2 separate regions of the Mus musculus genome follow, and region 1 is linked to region 2. Evidence: chromatin loops called from intact Hi-C (ENCODE). Cell type or tissue: heart. All regions are shown on one strand.

Region 1 (8,000 bases), 74 kb before region 2:
CCGACACCTTGGATGCTCAGATCAGGATGAAGTGGATTCACTATTAGACACGCCCAACAAGAATGGAACTGCCCTGGCCTGGCATAGTGCTGCAAGCCTTTAATCCCAGCACTCAGAAGGCAGAGGCAGGCAGATCTCCATGGGTTTGAGGTCAGTCTGGGAAGTCTAGGCCAGCTGGGGCTCCATAGTGAGACCCTAACTGATGATGATGATGGTGGTAGTGGTGACAACAGAGGAGTGTCGCCACCACCCAACACCTCTCAGGCTCTTGCAGTATCTGGCACCCATGTCATCCCCCCATTAGCCAGGAGCATTTGCTGCTCATAGTATCTGCCATGTGCAGCTATTGCCTCTGCAGAGACTCTACACGGTCAGTGTTGGTCTCCTGGCACATCAGGAAGGTGGCTTAAATCACCTGAGGCTCATGGCAGGCCTCCTTGTCTCTCGAGCCTCCAGGGAGAGTTCTGTCTTTAGAGACAGCACACTGATGGACACGGCAGTCTACAGGGTGTCTGCCCTCCAGTCACCACGATACAGGTGACACCAGATGAACATGGATATAAAGGGACACCGAAGACCAAAGGGAGAGTTACTCAAAGGTAACTAAAGCCTAAGAAATCTACAGATTTGGCTGGGGAACAGGTGGCAGGCCCCAAATCAACCTTACAGATGTTAGAGCAGGAAGGTTATGGAGGGATTACGTGCGAACAGCCCAGACAGGGTGTCACGGAGCTCAGGTTGGCCTTCAACTCACTAATTAGCCTAGAATGACCCTGAACTTCTGAGCCTCCTTTGCTACCTTTAGGGTGCTGGGATCACAGGCTTGTTCCACCATGCTGATTTTTGAGGTGCTAGGAATAGAACTTTGAACTGAATTGGCCTATCTGCACACTAAGCAAGCACTCGACATCACCAGGCCACAGAGTTTTAGCGCCCTCTAGGGGCACACATCTTGCTTCTGCTCTCTGTAGTTCCAATCCCACACAATAGAATCTTTCTGATATAACTGGGCGGGTCAGACGGAGGACCTCCCAGAGAGGGGACTAGGCAAGAGAGGCAGATGGAGCACCAGAAAATCCCACATACCCAACTCCAAATACAGGATCTTTCTCTTAATAGCTGCCGTATGAGCTTTAGCAAATCTAAATACCATTTCTGGTCCTCTATTTGTCCCAACTTTTAGTCCGACCTCCACAATCTTCTATAGATGATTTCTGGTTACTCTCATGCATTGCTTGGTTAATAAATACCCCAAATCACAATATCCCCCCACCCCGCCCCCAGGCAAGACTGATGGCCTTGAGAATCTCTGAAGGACAGAACTGGATGTATAGAAAACTCACAAGCTGAGAAACAGCACTGTTAAGCCCAGGCCATACTTTTTGTTTGTGTTTTTGTTTTTAAGTACCATGTGATAACAGGAAGGAAGGGGCAGCACCATACATGTCACGTCACGTCACGTCACGTCATGTCATGTCACGGGAGTGTGTGGGAAGCAGGATGTGTTCTGCACATACCTGAAGCTTCTCGATCAGGGGTGAGCTCTTCACCTTGATTTTAGGTGGGTGGCTGGCGCCGGATGGTGATTTCTACAGGACAAACAGACCAAAATGACCAAGTGAGCTAGAGGGAGGAGGGCGGAGGGAGGAGGGAGAAGAGAGGGTGGGCTATTAAGCCATCACCGCTTTGGTGCCGTACCACTTACCTCAGGCCTAGAGGAGACAGGCCTGCTGTTCCCACCCCCTCACCTCATCACAAGGAAGACCACGAGTTTGAGCTGAGAAGTCGGGGCAGACATTCATATCACAGGAAACCTCCCATCCCAGGAAGAATGACTTCATTGTCATTAGGAGGAAAAACTACGTCTGTGGGGATCAAGGCCTTCACCTCATGGCCTTCTGCGAGGCAACTTAACAATTGGAGGGAATTTCACAGACCAAAGGCAAAATGGCCATCCACTCTCTGGTCACAAACAAAGCAATAAATCACAGGCTGGGAATGAAATCAGGCAGAGGTATTATTAAAGCCCCTCCATTGGATTAATACTTTGGAAAATTCCACCAACAGCGTGGTTCATATGCCAGAATTTCCCCCAACACTGAATATTCATATAAACAGGCCGATGTGTGTGTTAAGTATCTACCAATCCCACCACGGATTGTGTTAGTTATATGAGGATGAAGGTGATTTAGTTTCTTCCCATAACTAACAGTCAGAGGCTGCTCTCTCTACTATGTATACTCTGCTAATTACTTTTGTGATCAGTGCACACCAGGAATCATTCCTGCTTCCAGATTACATATTTATAAATATGTATAATTCCAGATTGGTGCCTGGTTTTATTCTAAATTCCCACTACAATGCAAGAAGGACAGCAGCCACGTAATGATTAAGGGAGGGTGAAGAAACGGAAAACGCCTTTCAGGTTGATAGACAAGGCCAAGCACGGGAGGGGTTTCTCCAATAGTTTGGGCCACTCCAACCCACCCCTGTCTCCATATATGAGTGTATGGAAACCATAAGAAGAGAAGTACTGCTGATCTCTGGGTAATGTTCTGAGACATCTGGTTATATTATAGTTGTAGAAGAAGAGAGACCGACTCAGCTGGTGTCGACTCCCAGTGTCGAGGGAGAGTATGCTGCAGTGGGGCAGTGGATGACTGGGACTCAGAGACCTGCCTCCTTCTGACTCTGCTTTTGGTGGGCAGATGGATGCCTGTCCTGTCAGGATGTGGTGGCTAAGGCAAAGGATGCTGAGGCCTTCCCTTCAAGCTCTGGGTTGCCATTATCGCTGTGAGTCTCCCTCGTCAGACACTTTGCTGAGGCAGTCAGTCATGGACCCTTTTGTTTCTAGTGAGTGTCAAGATCCTCCTGTCCCAACTGGGAGGTTCTTAATTTCTGGTCTTCACAAGGGAATGGTGTTTTGGAAGTTTCAGCTTTAGAAACTACAGCAAAAATTTTGCTACCAAAGTTCACTTTAGGTGATATAATTTCAGTACTAGAGACCTAGCAGATGTCGGACTGCGGACCCTGTACTGATTTGACTACAAAACAGAATGAAGCCCCGTACAACTGCCAATGTAATTCACACCATGGACAGCAGATGGCAACATTTAGTTGATAATTTAATCACAGGCATCAGGCCAGTGGTGGGACTAAGTCAGTCAGTGGAGATGAACCAACGTGGTGTTCATACATTTTTATGTTTATGTGTATTGCTATACCATCCCAATAATGTATTATGATATAAGTTGTTGATCTGATAGTTTTGGATGGAGTGGTGTTCATGTCCTTTCAACACCCTGTCATTTGGTTTTCCCAGGTAAGGTAACTTGTCATTTTGCCTGTAGTCTGTAGGTGAAATTCTGGGGCTGACTCCACATCTCAGACACAGAATATATAGGAGTCCCAGCCATCCTACCCACCCCCATGTGTGAGCAACGTCTGTGCCTGTGGGATGTAGGTGCTCCTGTAGGCTGCACACACTACAAAGGCTTGTAACACCTCCATTTAGTCCTGCCAGGCAGGTGAACTGCACCCTCTTTCTGACAGAGGTCTCATTGTGACATCCTGGCCTGGAGCTTGCTATGTAGACCAGTCTGGTCTTGAATTAGCAATCCTCCGAAGTGCTGGCATCACTGTTGTGGTTCGTGATGCCCTACTCTGTAAATTTCAAGGCAAAAAGAAAGTGACTAACCCTGGGGGCAATGTTGTCATGAACACACAGCATCTCACTCCAGAATGGATTTTCAATCTAAAACCATTCTATCCCTTGGCCATTCCTCGAGTTTAACTTTTCAAGGAAAGCTCTAAATTTCTATTCTCATAAAGTCCCTGAAATGAAGTTGTATACTCTAGTCACTACAAACCCGACCCACTGCATCTGTTTTCGTTCCCATGAGCATCGCTTCTGCATCCCCCGCCCCCTCCACTGATGTTCTCGTTCTCATTTTACAAATAAGGTATTAGTGTGGAGCAATGAGTCCTCTTGGGGCAAGCCTAGGTTATCAGGGGACAGCTCAGATGGCCGCAGCCACAGCCCATTATACCACAGCAGAGGTGCCAAGCTCAGCAGGGAAGAGCTGCTAGGAGAAGTTGACCCTCAGTAAAGAGAAGTTGCTGGTCATAGCTTTGTCTGGGAACCCCATGAAGTCACAGCACCATGATGACAGCACTGGTGGGGACCCAACAAAAACACAGAGTTTCTTAAACTCAGCCCCTGGGATTTCTCACCTCACAAGACTACCCTTGTTCAGTGGAGGGGAAGTTATTCCCAGAGCAGGTGGACCCAGGACTCCGCACCTACTCAACGGGGGGGTAGCTGTGACTTCTCGGCCCTTTAAATGTTTCAGAATTTATTTTGGCTGAAAAAAAAAACCTTATGTGTACAGGTGCTTTGCCTGCATGTAACTCTGTGCACCGATGTCCAGAGAGGTTAAACGAAGACATCAGATTCCTTGGCACTGGAGTAACAGAACCCAGGTCCTCTGAAACAGCAGCCAGTGCTCTTAACCACTGAGCCATATCTAAGTACCAAGTTTACTGCTCTTTAATCACACTTATCTAGTATTAATTTGTTTGTTTATTGTGTGTGTGTGTATGTGTGTGTTGCACGTGTGTCACTGCATGCGTGTAGAGGTCAGAGAACACCCTTTGAGAGTGGGTTCTTTCCTTTTACCATGTGGTTACTAAAGACAGAACTCGGATTCAGGCCAATGAATGGACTTGATGGCACGTAAGCACCTTCACCTGCTGGGCCCTCTTGCTGGCCCGGGTTCTTTGCTTTTTGATGCACTTCTGCTTGTGAGCCCTGGGGCTGACAAAAGGCTCGAAAACCATTCATCTACATCAAACGTTTCACTTTGTAGGGGATAAAATGTCCCAAGTTCACAGGGGTACTCCGTGCCTTTTATGAGGATGCTGGTCCCAGAAAAGAAGGGAAGGGAAGAAGAGGGGCTAAGGTGGGACTTGGGAACTGAGCTGTTTGGCTTGTTTGCTCTATTTTGGGCTTGGCCTCTGCGGCCTGAAGACAACATGCAAATTGGTTTCTGGCAGGACCGTGACCGTGACCACAGCGAAGGTTCCCGGGCTGCTGGGTTGGGGCCTGCAGCAGCTACTCTAACAGCTACAATTAGATAAATAAGACTGGGCAGCATGAAGGCTGGGGCTCTATTACTGGCTATGATCTATAACACCAGAGCCTTCATTAGTCGGCAGCACTGGCTATTTATATCCGAGAGGCAGGAGGCCTCCTGTGTGCTCTGGGTTTCTTCCAGTGATGCAGAACAATGGCCAGCCTTTACAAAGGCTATGGAGAGGCCATGAACTTCTCCAGCACTGTAGCTCTCTGCCTCTGAGGACATGGCTTCTCTCCCCAAGGACCCTTCTACACCTCCTCTACCACCCTTAGACTTGGGGACTGAAAAATGGCTCTGGTACTTGACTGATCCCTTAAGGAGGCTTAAGGGAGAGCTAGCCTCCACAGTGAAAGACGCAGGAAGTATTAAGAGAGACTCTTTCCTGTACCGGAGGTGAAGCCACCCTTGTGGCAACGTCAAGGCCTGAAACTGTGATGCTTGCAGCTCTTTCCTGTTACAAGGAGGATGAAAACCCACCGGCAGCAGCCGTGCGCGTGCCCAGGGCGGCGGGCAGCAGCCGTGCGCATGCCCAGGGCAGCGGGCAGCAGCCGTGCTCCCAGGGCGGCACTTACCTCCTCACCGTTCTGGCCCAGCTCTACCTTGGGGGGAAACAGGGGGAGGGAGCAAGGTGGTTTCCTTCTTGTTGGCTTACTGGCTGGTGTCTAGAGGGAGAGTGACAGACGACACAGAGAGAAAAAGAGAGGCAGTGAATCAGGCAATAGGGAGGAGGAGGAAGGTGGAAACCAGTGTTAGGAATGGTTAGGGATGTCTGGGGAGGAAAGAATGGGCAGTGGGCCTGCCTGCATGTCTAAGGGACTGTCCTCCTGCTGCGCATCCGCAACCCTTGAGCCCCTCTGCCTTTCTATTCAGCAATAAGGTTCTCTTGTACTTGACCCTCACCCCCTCCAATCTGAGCCAAGCTTGCAAGATGACATCCGCATTTTGCCTTTTTGCTGAGAAGCAGAACTAGACCCTCAGATCAATGCCATCTCCTTTGCCCTTTAGTGCATTCCTCTTTAGAAATCATGGGCCACTTTTACCAGTGCAAAATCACATACCTAAAAGAACAAGGCAGCTGGGCTCCCGTGGGATCCAGGCAAACCCCTCCCCCACCTCGGGAACTCTTGCTGCCTTTGACTTTCCCAGATGCTATTTGACTCTCTCCCCCACCCCCCTATTTTGTTTTGTTTTGTTTTGTTTTTTGAGACAGGATTCATTCTCTGTGTAGCCCTGGCTATCCTGGAACTCATTCTGTAGACCGGGCCTCCAATCAGAGATCCTCCTGCCTCTGTCTCCTAAGTGTTGGGATTAAAGCTATGCACCACCCATTCCTGGCTGACCTTGAAGTCTTGGTTCTTCCTCTAACACTAGTGTGCGGCTGCTCCCCGCAGCTCACTTCTAATGGAAGCCACCCACTACACGAGACAATCCAGTACACCTGTCCGAAAGCATAACACTTATTAAATTATTAAACATTTTCTTCTTCAGCAGGATTCTTCTAGAATCTCCTAGTCCTGGGTCCCTTTTTTTTCCACATTCCTGGTTTCTTATTGAATGTGATTCCTTCGAAATTCTCAGTTCCGGATCTGATGCGGGGGGGGGGGGTGGGGGGGGTGGGGGGGGTTGGGGGGGGGTCTTGCCTATCTTCTGCTTCCTAGGCTAGAAGCAGGGGCTGGGTGTGCAGAGACTTCTTTACTCTGAACCAATCCAGGCTGGGCAAAGGGGAACACTGCCCACCTGTGTCAGTGGAAGATCAAGATGAAAGGGAATCCGTACTGTCTGGCTGTCACCCCTCCTCACCACAGTGGGAGCCTTACTCCAGGAGGGCAAGACTCTGCCTAAGCCAGGAAGGCAAATTTTGCCCTCTTTCTCCTCAGTGAGGCTACTCCTTCCTCCAGCTCCTTCCCCCCCAACTCCCCCCCCCCCAAGAGGATGCCCGAAGCATCCAGACTCACCTCCCTGGCCACAGCTGCATGCTCCCGAAAGCGCCCAGCCAGCTGGGCCACTGAAGGCTGCGCTGAGCTGTCAACATTGGAGTTGGTCTCTGAGGGTCTTTCCTGGCAAACAAAGGAGACATAAATGGTGATCAGCAAGGTCACCTGGGGTGTCATGAGAGGCACCTGTTTTGTGGTCCTGACAGGAATTCAATGACAAGATATTTTTAACAGCATTTTGCAACTAGCTCTCATACTCAAGATTGAAAAAACAACAAATACTAGGCTGGAGAGATGGCTCAGTGGTTAAGAGAACTGACTGTTCTTCCAAAAGTCAAGAGTTCAAATCCCAACAACCACATGGTGGCTCATAACCATCTGTAATGAGATCTGATGCCTTCTTCTGGTGTATCTGAAGACAGCTACAGTGTACTTATATAAAATAAATAAATCTTAAAAACAACAACTACTACTACTACTATACTATACACACAAACTAATCAGTCACCCCACATTTAGTAAGTAGCTACAATGTATTGGGGTTCTGAGAGACAAACAAACAAAGGCTTGTCAGCAGTCAGGGCAAGGTCTCTCACTCTGCAAAGAGTCCCCCAGACATGGGAAATATCAACAATAGTTTGCAAACCCCCTTCCCCTGCTTAATGACTCTGAAAAATGAGGGTGGTGTGGGAATGCAAATGCCATCGAAGCCAGGGTCTTTGTAGGAACTGGACAGAGGCTTTGGTTTTCTAGATTTTTCCCATCCAAATGTCCATGATTTTGTTTTCCCTGCTTACTGATTGCATTGGGCAAAATAGTGACCATTTATTACATTAGTGAGTGACTGAGAAGCTGAAGCAGACAGGATGAGGAGGGGGCCGCTGGGACTCAACCAGAGACTCGCTCTGCCTCTCATTGACACAGCAGT
Region 2 (8,000 bases):
ACCTTTAACGTTTTGGGTTTGTTTGTTTTAAGAAGCAGGAACTGTTTTTTGTTTTTTGTTTTTTTTTTTTAGTCTCATTGCACAAAAGAAGGGGTGACCCAAGGTCCCTTACAACACATGCAGAATTGCATCTGAGGAAGTGAGCGTGCTCCCCTTCAGTCAGTGGCTTGCCATGGGTGGCAACCCCTTTCTGTTCTAGTTCACAGGAGGATGGGGTCACCACTGGGTGACAGTGGACTTCATAAGCGCAGCCAGAGCAAACCAAAAGCTTGTTTGTTTTCTAGGGTCCGTCGCTAACCCCTCCCAGCCCAGCCATGGGATTCCAGGGCCTTTGCTTTACAAGGAGGCTCAAGAGGTCCTCGGGGGCTGGGTAGGTGGCTCCATGGGAAGATCCTAGGCTTACAAGCATGAAGACGTGAGGTCAGAGTCCTAGAACCCTTCTAAATGCCAGACAGGGTAGCACACATTTGTAATTCCAGGGTTCCCATGGCAAGATGGGAGGCAGACCGAGAACCTCTGGATGCTAGCAGGCCAGCCTGCTTGGTGGACAACGCTGTAATGAAAAACAAAAGATCCTGTTTCAAACAAGGTAGACATTGAGGGCTGACACTGGATGATTCTTCTGACCTCCATGTGCACAATATAGTATGTATGTACCTCCATTCATGCACATCAACATTTACACACACACACACACCACACGAACACACACACACACACAGAGAGCAGAATATTTACTATGAGGTGGCTGCTCTGTATCTCAAAGCACTTAAGCCCATACATGTTAGTCTTCTTTAAAAAATATAATTGAATTTTAATTTTATGTCCATTGGTGTTTTGCCTGCATATATATCAGTGTGAATGTGGTGGACCCCTGGAACTGGAGTTACAAACAGTTGTGAGTTGTGAGTCCTGGCAATTGAACCCATGTCCTCTGAAAAATCAGCTCTTAACCACTGAGCCATCTCTGAAGCCGTTGTTGTTGTTGTTGCTGTTGCTGCTGCTGTTGTTGTTGTTGCTCTTCTTCTTCTTCTTCTTCTTCTTCTTCTTCTTCTTCTTCTTCTTCTTCTTCTTCTTCTTCTCCTCCTCCTCCTCCTCCTCCTCCTCCTCCTCCTCCTCCTCCTCCTCCTTCCCCCTCCTCATTAAAAATTCCTTAATTTTTTTTCAGTGTCTTTTTTATTAGATATTTTCTTTATGTATATTTTAAATGTTATCCCGAAAGTTCCCTATACCCTCCCTCAGCCCTGCTCCCCTACCCACCCACTCCCACTTCTTGGCCCTGGCATTCCCCTGTATTGGGGCATATAAAGTTTGCAATACCAAGAGGCCTCTCTTCCCAGTGATTGCCGACTAGGCCATCTTCTGCTACACACGCAGCTAGAGATATGAGCTCTGGGGGTACTGGTTAGTTCATATTGTTGTTCCACCTATAGGGTTGCAGACCCCTTCAGCTCCTTGGGTGCTTTCTCTAGCTTCTCCATTGGGGGCCCTGTGTTCTATCTTATAGATGACTGTGAGCATCCACTTCTGTATTTGCCAGGCACTGGCATAGCCTCATATGAGACAGCTATAACAGAGTCCCTTCAGCAAAATCTTTCTGGCATATGCAATAGTGTCTGGGTTTGGTGGCTGATTATGGGATGGATCCCCGGGTGGGGTAGTCTCTGGATGGTCCATCCTTTCGTCTTAGCTCCAAACTTTGTCTCTTAACTCCTTACATGGGTATTTTGTTCCCTATTCTAAGAAGGAATGATGTATCCACCCATTGGTCTTCCCTCTTCTTGATTTTCTTGTGTTTTGCAAATTGTATCTTGGGTGTTCTATGTTTCTGGGCTAATATCCACTTATCAGTGAGTGCATATCTAATGACTTCTTTTGTGATTGGGTTACCTCACTAAGGATGATATCCTCCAGATACCTCCATTTGTCCAAGAATTTTGTAAGTCCATTGTCTTTAATTGCTGAGTAGTGCTTCATTGTGTAAATGCACCACATTTTCCATATCCGTTCTTCTGTTGAGGGACATTTGGGTTCTTTCCAGCTTCTGGCTATTATAAATAAGGCTGCTATGAACATAGTGGAGCAGGTGTTCTTATTACCAGTTGGAACTTCTTCTGGGTATATGCTCAGGAGAGGTATTGCTGGATCTTCCGGTAGTATTTGTCCAATTTTCTGAGGAACCTCCATACTGACTTCCAGAGTGGTTGTACAAGCTTGCAATCCCACCAGCAGTGGAAAAGTGTTCCTCTTTCTCCACATCCTCCCCAGCATCTGTTGTCACCTGAAGTTTTGATCTTAGCCATCCTGACTGGTGTGAGGTGGAATCTCAGGGTTGTTTTGATTTGCATTTCCCTGATGATTAAGGATGTTGAACATTTTTTCAGGTGCTTCTCAGCCATTCGGTATTCCTCAATTGAGAATTCTTTGTTTAGCTCTGAACCCCATTTTTAATGGGGTTATTTGAATTTCTGGAGTCCAGCTTCTTGAGCTCTTTGTATATATTGGATATCAGTCCCCTATCAGATTTAGGATTGGTAAAAATCCTTTCCCAATCTGTTGGTGGCCTTTTTGTCTTATTGACAGTGTCTTTTGCCTTACAAAAGCTTTACAATTTTATGAGGACTCATTTGTCAATTCTTGATCTTACTGTGCAAGCCATTGCTGTTCTGTTTAGGAAAAAAATTCCTTAATTTTTTATTCCTGGTACCACTACCACAATTTACAGGACAATATGCCTGATGTAATGAAGAGAAAGGTACTGTTGTACCAGATAAAAGGCCTCGGGGATATACATCTAATTGACACTACATTGCATTAATAAACAGCTGCACATTTTGCAAACTACACTATGATAGACCTAAGCTTCCTGTTTAAGTTGCAGTGATGTTTCTGACTATGGATCATCGCTCCCTCTGTGGCAGACTTTTACAGTTCCTCTAAGGCATGCGGAACAACTATCTCAAAGTAACCTATGGCTTTCCTGACAACCCCTCACTTTCTCTCCTGCTAAGAACTATAGCCCTTTTCTACTGTTTGTAAAACCTTCTGCTACCAAGTCCACCACTTCTACCATCAGACCTATAGCCACTGCCATGGGGACTGCCTGAGCTTCTTCCACCAAAACTAACCCACCCCTGGATCCGTGCCATTATCCACTCTAAGTTCCAAAGTCATTATAGTTCCTACCACCACCACCACCACCACCACAGTCACCTCCACCAAAGTTCCCTCCATTGTAACCGTTACATCCTCCTCCACCACCTCGGTCTCCATATCCTGGTCCACCACCATTGCCTCCTCTACTATTGTAACCATGACCACCACCACAGTTACCACCATCACCTTCAAATCCTTTATATCCACCATCACCACTTCTGTAACTACCTCTGCAGCCACCATCTCTGCCACCATAGCCTCCTCTTCCACCAAAGTTTCCACCAAGACCAAAATTGCCTCCAAAGTTTCCTCACTGACCCACAAAGTTGCCACATCCTCCTCCCCAACCCTCTACGATCCTGCAGACTGCATCTCTCCTTCGCAATTATGCCCATTGACAGACTCTTTGTGGTCAGCAGGTGCATCTCTTGTTTAGAAACAGCTCTTTCCACTTCACAATTACACCCATTGACAGTGTGGTATTTCTGAACAATTTTATCAACTCTGCCATGATCATCAAAAGTTACAAAAGCAAATCCTCTTTTTTTCCCCACTCTTTGACTTCTATGATGTAGATGGCTTCTGCCATACTTTTCAAAGTAGTCTCTTAGATTATACTCTTCTGTATTTTCCTTTATACTACCAACATTTTCTTTCACTGTTCAACAAGTACCATGGCTTTTGGCCTCTCTAGAAATGGCGCCTCGGTTCCACCCCAGTCATCAGCTTTGGGAGGGGGGTGGGGGGAACACTCACCGCAGCATCAAGAGATAAGGTCAGGAGCCTTAAGCCTCTGGAACGTCTTGTTGGGGATTCCTCATTATCACACAGTCTCTAATAGTGCCCCGTTTCTCAAAATGTTCTCTTAAGTTATTTGTGGTTCCGAAGCTCAGACCACCAAAAAACAGCTTTCTCAGCTGCTCTGGTTCCTTTGGATCATGGCCTCCATTTTGAGTCCAGACGTGCCTCTTCCAACGCGAATTCCCCTGTTGGTTTTCTTTGGTCCAGTAAAATCCGTGCAGTAGAACACAACCCACTCACTTGCTTAACGGTGGTTGAGTTCACTGGCCCTCTGTGTTCTGAGTCCCTGGCAGGTATGACGTGCTGTGACCCGATGCTTCGGATGGATACTTGTGTGGGCCCACCACAGCATCATGGGATGACACTTCCATTTTAAAGGTTTATTTATTTTTATTTTATGTTTATGAGTGGTTTGACTACCTATGTATGGATACCTTACGCATGTAGTGCTTGCAGAAACCAGACGAGGTTATCAGATCCTCTGGAACCCTCCATGTGGATACTGGGAATCAAACTTGAGTCTCGGCCAGAGCAAAAAGTGCTTTTAACTGCTGAGCCATCCGTACAGCTCCAATACTTCCGTTTTAAGCCAAGAAATATTCTAGGTCGTTTATCTTTTATTCTAGTTTAGATCCTGAAACTGATGTTTTGACAATACTGGTTCTGTCTCTGCACAGACGTCCTTGTTTGGGGAGGCTCCAGCTACAGTCTGGACTGGAGTGTCGAAACATGCCTCACTGCGGAAACCTGCGACTCTGAGACAGCAAACTTCTCCCATCCATGAGTTCACAGATCATTTGCAAGACTGTTGCAAGCTATAGAAACAGCGCCCTCTTGTGACCAGAGCATGCCACACAGTCTCCAGAGAAAGACGCTTCAGTCTTAGAACTGTGGCGATCTCTGCCCCCACAACTCACTCTCATTTTTCTTCCCTTCTCTCTTCCTGTATTTATTTTGAGGCAAGGTCTTGCTGTATAAATATAGAACTCACAAAATAACTCAGGCCGATCTCAGATTCAAACTCATTATCCTCTTGCCTCAGCCTCCAAAGAGCCAGGATCATAGGTTTGCCCCAAGTCTGGCATCCCTCTGTTTCAACAGTGTTCAAAGTAAGACTGGTGACGTAATTCCGAAGCAAGGTTCATTAAAGCATCCGAGAGAGCAGTCAGTCAATCCCAGGGAGGCTACTGTCTCCCTGTTTCCAAAGTAGAGTCTAGACCTGCTTAAAATGTTTAAATGAGCGAGCCACACATTCTCAGGAAATCCATCAAACAAAGATTTATTTCTCTTGACTGGGCTTTTGATAAACGTGACAGAATGCAAACATGCAATCTCTTGATAAAGGCCCTGCTGCTGACAAACAGTAAGATTGCTGTCCTTTAAATAAATGAGAAGGACGAAGGGACAAAACAGCTCAGAAGGTTTAAAAAAAAAAAAAAGGTCCTTGCTGTCGGAGCCTGAAGACCTGGGTTGAGGACCCAGTTTCAACACCTGGTGATCCCATGTTAAACGTTAGAGACAGAAGCCCTCATCTGTAACCCCAACGTTCCGTTTGAGAGATGAGAGCTGGTGACAGAGCTGGCTGGAAGCTCTTAGGCCAGCTAGCTAGGAGTACTCAGCTTCACTCCATCAGAGAACATAAGACAGAGCCTGCATCGATAAGGTGGAAGGAGAGAGCTGTCTCCCCAAAGCTCTCCTCTCGCCGGTCGCGTGCGCTGGCATTTGAGAAAATTATTTACCTAGATGCATGACTCACAGTGCCAACTTCAGAAGAAGAAAACTCAACAGAAGGAGAAAACTAGGCCCAAATCTCCTGTTGGTGCTACTGGAATCTTTTGATACCTCATCTCACAATGTAGCCCAGGCTCGCCTCGAACTTGATAGCCTCCTGCTTAGCCTCTCAGAGAGCTGTAGCTACAGATGCTCCCAGCACGCCTGGCTTCCAAGTCCCTTTGAGAAAAAGAGTCAGTGAATCCTGTAGCTCGTGAAAGAAAGGGAGACATCAAAGGGATTCTCAAACAGCAGTGTTCTGGGACAGCCTTTATTTATTATAGATGCAGCCTCACCCACAGATCTGACGCCATTAATCTGGGCCTGAGGAATCCACCCCCTCCAGAAGGAAGCTGAATTTTCAATAACTGCTCAGGGAATAGTTTAGAAAGGGGATGTTGCCACAGCAAGTCTGTGATGATTTGAGCAGGGTAGAGAAGTGAGATCAGATGCCATTGCTCACAAGGACAAACATCTCCGAGCAAAACGCCTTGATATATGTTTATTTTAAGCTGTGGTTTCTTTCTTTTTAAAAATAGACTATCTTTTATTTATTCTTTGACAATATCATACATGTAAACAATGTATCTTGGTTGTATACATTCTCCCCCCTTCCTTCTCACTACCCCTAGGCATCAGGCACCCCAGCACACCCCCTCCCTACTTCAAGTCCTTTTTAAAAAACTATTGTCTGTAAGAACCAATGTGATTTTAGAGCAAATTGAAGCCACCAGATCCGTTAGGAGTTTATGTGGCCTTGTGTGGTTTGGAAAGCATCGATTGCCTAAGACAAAGGTTCCTCCTTCCTTTTTTGTTACCATATGTGCTGTGCTGTTCAATCTACAAAGAGAGTAGCCTTCGTTTGGGCTACTGCTTAAGATTAGACTCTCTTTGATTAGACCATTCTCTTGTAGACAAGACTTGTTTCAGATTGGACTAGCATCTGATTAGGACAGGAGAGATCAAAACTCTTGTGAGTGAAATGGACCCACTCTTGGAAAATGACCCCAGGAGTTCATTGTTCTTTATTATGCAGCACCTGTTTTTATGTTATGTGTATGAGGGCTCCCCTACATGTGTGTATGTGCACTACATACATACTATGTGCATACCTGGTAACCTCAGTTCAGAAGAGAGCTTCGGAGTCCCTAGAACTGGAGGTAAAATTGGTGTGGTCACCACGCAGATGCTGGAAACTGAACCCAGGTCCTCTGCAAGAGCAGCAAATGCTCTTAACCACCGAGGCACCTCGGAAGGTCTTCCCATGGAGCTTTCTGTTTTCACGGTGCTTCCATATTGATGCCCGTAGCAGGAGGTGATTTTTGTTGTTGTATGATGTTCCTCTCGGTGAAAATGTCCCTCTTGCTGAGGAAAGTTGAGCAGGTTCTACTCGGTCATATTCTGTTTTTTTTTTCTACTACAAAGGCTGAGCAAAGCCCTCTCTAGAATGCTATTCGAATTATGAGGACAACTAGGTCTAAGTATAGAAGATAATTGCAAATTGTTTTCCTCAGTGGCCAAGCCCATTTACATTCTCACAATGATGCAGGATACAAGGTTGGCATTTGGTCTAGTCAGACTGTCATCTTTCCCTCCTGCTGGGCCCAAAGCCCCTGCTCTTATTTCTGTAATTCAGGGTATTGGCTTGGTGTCTTTCCACAGTAGCCTCACTCTGAATTTTAAGGTGAAACAAAACAAGAAACAAAACATCTCAAGTGACTAAGAACCAACCTTCAGTGGGCACAACTTTGATCTGTAAACTGTCCTGGTCAAAGGATCAAAGGCTGAAGAAGAGAGAATAAATCCTGGTGCAGACAAAGTTCCTCAAAGGATGTTAAATTTACAAGCCGTGAAGTGTGGACTAGAAAACCAGGTGCTTTAGCTAAGGACTGTTGGTATGGGAAACCCAGGCTCATCAAGGATGAAAACCAACCCCAGCCATCAGGGAATTTTTGTAAACAGATACCTCCCAGGCCTAGTGGGATGATCACACACTTACAACAGGCTGTGTTGCAAAGGGGAACAAGTGTCTTTGACCAAGAGTGCCCCTCTTGCTATGACCAAGAGTGTCCCCTTGCTAATCTGTTCCATGAACTGTTCCTGAGAATCTATAACTTGTTCTCCTAGAGATCTTGATCTTTCTAGTGTATGCTAAAACACCATTTACAAAAGTAACTTGTGAAAGAAAAAGGTTACTTTTATTTGGCTTATAGGTTACAGCCAGTCATCAAGAGAAACCATGGCAGGAACTCAAGGCAAGAGTTTAACCAGAA

The links. Hi-C counts contacts between places; a loop is a spot of excess contacts. Peaks named below come from ENCODE experiments on the same cell type or tissue, not always from the same donor. Only the 100,000 strongest peaks of a DNase experiment are listed, where the experiment ranks them.
Region 1: it touches region 2 in a loop (6-fold over the local background); 38 of 42 quality-filtered maps call a loop at or near these places.

What each region holds. Positions count from the first base shown.
Region 1 is chr1:165,657,856-165,665,855 of GRCm38, forward strand. Rcsd1 (RCSD domain containing 1) reads right to left here. Exons shown (of 7, transcript NM_178593.3): 2 at 7,094-7,195; 3 at 5,711-5,800; 4 at 1,518-1,589. Among named protein-coding and RNA genes, the nearest start is that of n-TPcgg2, 20 kb to the left of the region's middle. In heart, CTCF peaks have their summits at 945 (motif pointing left) and 3,096 (motif pointing right); DNase peaks (open chromatin) are centred at 976, 3,096, 5,196 and 5,686; H3K27ac peaks cover 3,243 bases.
Region 2 is chr1:165,731,562-165,739,561 of GRCm38, forward strand. No RefSeq gene overlaps it. Among named protein-coding and RNA genes, the nearest start is that of Gm46168, 16 kb to the right of the region's middle. In heart, a CTCF peak has its summit at 4,797 (motif pointing left); a DNase peak (open chromatin) is centred at 4,750; H3K27ac peaks cover 708 bases.